Regions from separate parts of the Homo sapiens genome. Here all the other regions are linked to region 1. Evidence: chromatin loops called from intact Hi-C (ENCODE). Cell type or tissue: heart right ventricle. All regions are shown on one strand.

Region 1 (2,500 bases):
ACAAAGCAAGCCTTTGAATCTGCTCACCGTGTGGGATTGGTCGGTGCAGTTTGAACCCAAAGCCCAGACATTGCTCAAAAACCCTCTTTATGTGGAAAAGCCAAAACTGGACAAAGGCCAACGGAAAGGAATGCGCTTCAAAGTAAGATGTCCACATGTCTAAACCCCCTTCAGCTGCCCAGACCCCGTGCATGTAATGATAAAAGGTACTTACGGATTCTGTCTGCCAGCATTTTCTACCCCTCGAAGCAGTCTGCAGAGTTGAGACTTGTGATGGTCAAATTGTCAAGGGCCATTAGAATCCTTTGCTTTCAGCAAATCACCTTTGCCCTGGTACAACAGGGCCATTTGCCAGATGTCACTGTGGATGCTGCCACCCTGGTCATACTCCATGGAATCGTGCCTCTTGTCCTGCCTGTGTGTGTGTGTGTGTGTGTGTGTTTGTGTGTGTGTGTGTGTTAGTAGAGTAAAAGGAACATTGATTGTGTGGGTTTTACTTGGCCGATACCAGTTCATTTATTATAATAAATAGTAAGACTTTTCTTAATGAGCTGTGCCTGTAAACCACAGGTTGCAAAACTCTGTCAAGGGCTGCAAAGTCTCTGTCACAACTACCCCTCTACTGTTGTAGTACAAAAGAAGCCTTAGTCTGCTCTGCCCTTGGAGTAGCCATTCTTTATTCCTTTACTTGAAAAAAAAAAAAGGAGCCTTAGTAGGTGAACAAGTAGGCATAGCTGTGTTCCAGTGTTTACGAGAACAGGCGCCAGGCCAGATTTGGCCGGAGGGGTGGCCAGTTTGCTGACCTATGCTATGAGCCACAAATGTCAGAAAGTCATTTTAGTTGATAATCCCAAAGTTCCCTAACTGATGAATTATTTAACTGACATTTCCTAGCTCTGTCTCCAGGCCCAGAATTTCTCCCCCACAGAGTCCACAAAGGAGAGAGCAGTGATGGTAAGTCTAAGTCGATGTGTGTCACTGCCTTCTCCATGCCATCCTTATCCTGCCTGATCTGGAGGGCTTCAGAAAGCCTGGCCCTTTCTGGTGTCAGAGTTGGTTCCATTCTAAAGAGGACTGGGGACCTGGGTGAGCCACGGCCAGCAGAGACGATGTTGGCTGCTGAACGACTCAGAATGGCCACTTTGCCCTTTTAGGGGCCGCAGGCCCAGGGTGGAGTTTCCCCTTTCTGGCTGAGCCTCTTCTGCCAGTTTAACCAGAATTGCCCTGAGCCCCAGAACAGCTTGGCCAGAAATTGGTTTTTCTTCAGTGTGTTGTGCCCCCTGGTGGCTGCATGCACATTCTCATGAGAGCTGGATTGGCACCAGAGAAACTGCCCTGTGCCAGAGTGGCAGGGGACCTCAGAGACAGCGAGGACAACGTCTGTTGTGTTACGGGAGGAACCTAAGGCTCCCCCTTCCAATAATGGATTTCATTTCTCTCCTCAGACCTAGCTTTTCTAATCATCTCTTTTCCTTGGGAGATAGGGACAGACAGCCTAAGCTCCAGGAGTTGGCAGGTGGGAAAGGACTGAGCTGAAGGGGTGGAGAATTTCAGGTTGCACTAGCTAAATCACAGTTGGGACGGGGGCGACAAGAAACCTTGAAGCCTTTGGGTAAGAAGACCAGATATCAGGTGGAGCAATGTGTTGAGCGGCCTGGTGGCCTGGGGGAAGTTCTGCAGAGACTCTGAGGAAGCAGGGGCTGAGCAGCATGTGGTGCTGCCGTGCAAATGCCACACGGTGGGGGGGACCCATTCCAGTGTGCAGCCTCGGTGTCAGCCGCAGGCCCGGGCCAGGCTTTGGCCTGCAGAGCTGCTGGCATGTCAGCTGGTCTTGAGTGCTCCCTTTGCTTAGGAGATAGAGAGAAGGGGGCTTCCAGGACCAAGGAGAGCTCAGTAGAGAGCCCAGGCTCTGGAGCCAGACTATTTGAACCACCTTTGGCACTGAGCAGCAGTGCCTTCGGCAGATTGCTTACCTCTGTGCCTTAGTTTCCTTGCTTGTAAAGTGGGGCAATAATAGTGACTTTGAGAATGAGGTGCTCAGTGAATGTGAGTACTGAGCACAGAACCGAGCAGGCAGGAAGCACTGGGTGGTGGTTCAGTGTAGTCCCTGCCCTGCCTGACACATCTTCACGATGGAGAAAAAGAGAGGCCACTGAATCCTGGCCTTCATCTTTCCTGACCCTGGATGGAAAGTCAAATCCTGGTCACCTCCGAGCTGTGGTCTTGTGGATGGTTTTGTTTTCTTTTTAATATTTTTATTGTTATTCCATATTTCATAATAAGGAAATAATTTTCTTTACAATAAAGAATATCTTTTTACAAGGAAGAACCATTGATGGAAATATGTTAGAGAGTTTTAGAGTGAACCTGAAAATTAAGTTGTTATCTCTTCTTACTTCAAATGAACAGTAGCAAAAGAGCTGGACAAACAGCTTCTCCCCACATGTTTTTACTTCTGCTTTGGGCACTGGGGAACCCTCATGACCTTCCGACCACATCC
Region 2 (2,500 bases), 360 kb before region 1:
AAACTCTGTTCTCAGGATCCCAAAAGACACTTCAGGCATTATAGTAGTATTAACCACAGGAACGGTTATTTTGTGGTTTGGGATCCCACATACGATTTCTTTGGTAGAAAAAAAAATGGAGGGATCTTGCTACTTCTGAATAAACCTGGAAACCACAGTCTACTAAGGCTAGTCAGTTACTTATTTTACGAAGCAGATATACTAATTAAAAAGAATATAACCAACTTATTCCATTTCCAGGATATGTTTATTTATGTCCTGCCTATTCCAAAAGGAATTTATGCTGGCTTAAGGAATTTATGGGCCGGGCGCGGTAGCTCACACCTGTAATCCCAGCACTTTGGGAGTCCGAGGCGGGAGGATCACTTGAGGTCAGGAGTTCGAGACCAGCCTGGCCACATGGTGAAACCCCATCTCCACTAAAAATACAAAAAAAGTTAGCCAGGCGTGGTGGTGGGCACCTATAATCCCAGCTACTAGGGAGGCTGAGGCAGAGAACTGCTTGAATCCAGGAGGCTGAGGTTGCAGTGAGCCGAGATCGTGCCATTGCACTCCAGCCTGGGCAACAGAGCGATACTCCATCTCAAAAAAAAAAAAAAAAAAAAAAATTAGCCAGGCGTGGTGGCACACGCCTGTAATCCCAGCTACTCGGAAGGCTGAGGCAGGAGAATCGCTTGAACCCGGGACGCGAAGGTTGCAGTGAGCCGAGATCGCGCCATTACACTCCAGCCTGGGCAACAAAAGCAAAACTTCATCTCAAAATAAAAAATTAAAAAAAAAGGAATTTACAATTAGGCAAATCTTTAGAGAGCTATTTTGCACTGGGCACTGACAGCCAGCAACTCAAGAACTTCCTCATTACAAAAAAAAAAAAAATCATTGTAGACAGCTATGTGTTAGACTAGCTTTCAAAAATCACAACGTTGTTTTAAAAACAGCATTATTTTAAAAGCTTATTAGAAAGTCGCATTCTCAAAAAGAGCTAACCCATAAAAACCACTACAATACCCAACCCAAACAGAAGAGGGCAGTCATGTTCCTTCTTGATGGAATAGTATAAATATTTTAATGTTACTAAATTAATTGAATGTTACCAAATTAGATGAAGCTAGGAAAAATATTATATACATGTAAAACATGAAATGAAAAATGTGGTATACAAGGTTAAGTGTTTACAAGAGTAATATTACTATTTGGGACAAACAAAAAGTTAGCTCAATATGCAGAAAGCAATTATTCTATAAATCAGGCTCTAAGTATTCCCTGTGGAATAGTGCATGTCTGGCAAATAAAAGCTCAATACACATGTGTTACATCAACATACTCAAATACTATATAGGGTGCAAATTTTAAAATTAAGAAATTTACTCAAGTATAGTCTTTGAAGCCTTATTTTACCCTTCCATGTGTTGTTATATTCTATATTTATACTTTAAGGTTGCAACTTCTCCAATCTCCCATACGCTCTCCCCTTTTCTTTTAGCTAAAATTGCTAAGCTTCAGGAGGAAAAAAAAAAGATAGGGAGCCTGCTTCTTTTGAATAAACTTTCGGAAATCACAGGTCTACCAGTGCTAGTCATTACTTACTATTTTACAAAGGATATATACTAATTAGGAAAAACACGACCAACTTATTCTATTTCTAGGATATAAATATCTCTTCAGATATGTAAAGTTCTATGCGATAAAAGACAATTCTGCACGGAAGACTTGACCGCAGAGTGAGACGCTCAGTTATGCTCCACTGAGATGCTCAATTTAGCGAAATTCACCAATTACGGTGCAGCTGTCATCTAATGCAGAAAAAGCCTATCTTGTCAATGGGTTTCAAGTTAGCTTTACTGCGTGCTGATTTAATTAAATGGAAGGGACCAGAGCACAAACTTAGTACAAACTTAAAAATGTACCAAGTCTAAAATTCAGAAAACCTTATGTGCAGAATAAACACCAGTAACTAAGAGAACTGTCAAAATTAACATTTTATGGCCACTCATGATGGCTCACACCTGTAATCCCAGCACTTTGGGAGTCTGAGGCAGAAGAATTGCCTGAGGCCAGGAGTTTGAGACCAGCCTTAGCAACACAGCAATACCTGGTCCCTACAAAAACATTTTTTTTTTAATTAACCAGGCATGATGCCTGTAGTCCCAGCTACTCTGGAGGCAGAGGTGGGAGGACTGCTTGAGACCAGGAGGTCGAGGCTGCAGTGAGCCATGATGGTGCCACCACACTCCAGCCTCGGCAAGAGAGTAAGACCCTGTCTTTAAAAAAAAAAATTAACATTTTACAAAAAAAAATCTGGTAAATTTCTAAATAACGGCAAATAGTGACTTTGGCCTACTTAGAATTCTATGACCCTAGGATGCAAGGCAGTGTTTCTGCAACTTTAGGGTTCCTAATGATGCTCAACAGAAGACTTGTTAAGTCTGATTTAGGGCCTATGAGTATGAATGTGCAAAAAGCATCCTAGGCACTTCTAGTCAAGTGGTCCAGAGACCAA
Region 3 (2,500 bases), 97 kb before region 1:
AGGAGGTAGTGTCATTCCACTTATCACCTCCCCACAGTTTGCCTGTCATTTGGGGGATATGAGAGAAGAAGGGGCCTGAGTCCTGCACCTCTGTCTGAGAGTTTTGTAGCTGATGGACCTCCTGACCAACTCCCTCGACCCTGCCACACACGCACGCACACACATACTTGCATGCACACACACACACACATGCATACGCATGGTATGGAGTGGTTGAAATGGAGCCATGGTCTTTCCAGGTGCTGCAGAGCTTGTCTCTATGTCTCCCAAGTTTTCCACGGCCCTCAAGTGAGACACAGCAAGTAATTAGGAGAGAGAGCCAAGGTGCAACTGGGAGGCCGCCCAGCAGAGGAAATGAGCACACCGGTTCAAGGACATGGCATAAGCCAGCCAAAGGGTGAGAAAGGACTTAGCTGCATCTCTGAGGAAGCAGCGAGCTGCACGGGAGCAGGAAGGAGTGATGGCAGGCCTGAGTTAGCACCCTCCAAGCCAAGCACCTTCCCTGCCAAGGAATGGACAAGCCCAGCCCTGGGACCCAAGTCAGGGAGATGGGCAACCCCACCCATCCCATCCCAAATAGAGGCTCTGCGCACTCCTAGAGCCTTCAATTCAGCCCAAAGGGGAGAGGGAGGAAAACAGAGAGAGGAGCTGGAAATGAACTGTGACTGGCTCATAAGGCCTGGATTGACAAAGAAAAAGCTCAGAAATAACCACATTCAGTTGCCTACATCAGACCACTTGGCTTAGAATCAAGGTTCAGAAGTTACATGGTCGGAGTAAGTGTCAGGGTGGCACTGACCAGCACTGTGATCCTGGGCGAGTTGTTTTACTTCTCTGGGCCCTGTGACCCCACCTTCAAAATGAGTTTTCTCCCAGCCCTGGGAGTTACAGTTCTATAGCGCCCAGGTGGCCTGCAGCTCAAGCCGAGTTTCCACTCCATGCCTGATGTGGTTGTGGGCCCAGTAAGTGTGCCCAGAGGAGGCCTGGTGACAGAGGGCAGGGAAGGACCAGGCCCAGCCTCCTTTGTCATTTTCCTTTATGCTGTGCAGCTACGTGGGAGAATTTCCCAGTCTGTGCTGAGAATACCTTTCTTGCCACCACTTTTGAAATCGTCCTGTAGAGGGCACAGTGTCCTCGTCCCCGCGGCTCCCATGGTTCAGTCAAGTCCTGAAGGCTTTTCTGTCCATCTGCTGATCTACTCAAAGCACTGAGGACGGCACTTTGGGAACAGGGCATATTGGGGAGCGCAGGAGGGGACTTTGACCGTGAGGAGCTCGCAGTAGCTCTCAAGAAGAAAAGACACGGACCTATACCAGTCAATCCGAGACATATTCACGTGGACAGACTAAGATAGCAAACAGATTCTAGATGCTTAAGAATTCAGAAAGAGGCCGGGCATGGTGGCTCAGGCCTGTAATCCCAGCACTTTGGGAGGCCGAGCCAGGCGGATCACCTGAGGTCAGGAGTTCAAGATCAGCCTAGCCAAAATGGTAAAACCCCATCTCTACAAAAATACAAAAATTAGTCAGGCATGATGGCGAGTGCCTGTAATCCCAGCTACTCGGGAGGCTGAGGCAGGAGAATCGCTTGAACCAGGGAGGCAGAGGTTGCAGTGAGCCGAGATCACGCCACTGCACTCCAGCCTGGGTGACAGAACAAGACTCCATCTCAAAAAAAAAAAAAAAAAAAAAAAAAAGAATTCAGAAAGAGGGCAGGGCGTGGTGGCTCATGCCTGTAATCCCAGCACTTTGGGAGGCTGTGGCGGGTGGATAGCTTGAGGCCAGGAGTTCGAGACCAGCCTGGCCAACATGGCGAAACCCTGTGTCTACTAAAAATACAAAAATTAGCCAGGTATGGTGGTACACATCTGTAATCCCAGCTACCTGGGAGGCTGAGGTGGGAGGATCGCTTAAACCTGGGAGGCGGAGGTTGCAGTGAGCCGAGAACACGCCACTGCACTCTAACCTGGGCAACAGAGCAAGGCTCTGTCTCCAAAAAAAAAAAAGAATTCAGAAAGAGTCTAACTCTAGACCACTTCCAACAGTCTCTAAGGAAGATATTAAAAGAGCTGGTAGCACTGAGAGTAGACATTTGGATGGGATGACTTGGCGACCCACGCCAAGACAGGCAGAAACAGAAAATGGTAAAGTTCTTGGTAAAGGCTCATGTTTTAATGTTAAAATTTAGATTATTTTAATTCCTACTATAAAATGGCTAATATTATCTTATACAACTTTCACCTCAGTTAAAAAAAGCTACACTGAGACAGCAAAAAAAATTAATTTATTTACTGTTGGGGCTAGGAAATAATTCTCATGGCTCAAAATCCAAAAGTTTAAAAAGGGCATTTTTTTTCCAATAATTTCTCCAAACACCCAGTTTCCTTTTGTTTGTTTGTTTGTTTGTTTGTTTGTTTGTTTGTTTGTTTTGAGAGAGAGGCCTACTCCGTCACCCAGGCTGGAGTGCAGTAGTGTGATCTAAGTTCATTGCAACCTCCACC

The links. Hi-C counts contacts between places; a loop is a spot of excess contacts. Peaks named below come from ENCODE experiments on the same cell type or tissue, not always from the same donor. Only the 100,000 strongest peaks of a DNase experiment are listed, where the experiment ranks them.
Region 2: it touches region 1 in a loop (3-fold over the local background); 38 of 110 quality-filtered maps call a loop at or near these places.
Region 3: it touches region 1 in a loop (5-fold over the local background); 94 of 110 quality-filtered maps call a loop at or near these places.

The regions. Positions count from the first base shown.
Region 1 is chr5:32,231,415-32,233,914 of GRCh38, reverse strand. It overlaps MTMR12 (myotubularin related protein 12), which reads left to right. Exons shown (of 16, transcript NM_001040446.3): 15 at 1-142. Among named protein-coding and RNA genes, the nearest start is that of GOLPH3, 58 kb to the right of the region's middle. RefSeq lists enhancers at 1-337, 1,191-1,735, 1,736-2,281. In heart right ventricle, a CTCF peak has its summit at 1,294 (motif pointing left); a DNase peak (open chromatin) is centred at 1,274; H3K27ac peaks cover 1,721 bases.
Region 2 is chr5:32,588,871-32,591,370 of GRCh38, reverse strand. The region is part of intron 2 of SUB1 (SUB1 regulator of transcription); the gene reads right to left. Among named protein-coding and RNA genes, the nearest start is that of SUB1, 4.6 kb to the right of the region's middle. In heart right ventricle, CTCF peaks have their summits at 817 and 1,021 (motif pointing right); no DNase peak of the experiment used is centred here.
Region 3 is chr5:32,328,169-32,330,668 of GRCh38, reverse strand. No RefSeq gene overlaps it. Among named protein-coding and RNA genes, the nearest start is that of MTMR12, 16 kb to the right of the region's middle. In heart right ventricle, a CTCF peak has its summit at 1,105 (motif pointing right); a DNase peak (open chromatin) is centred at 1,128; H3K27ac peaks cover 604 bases.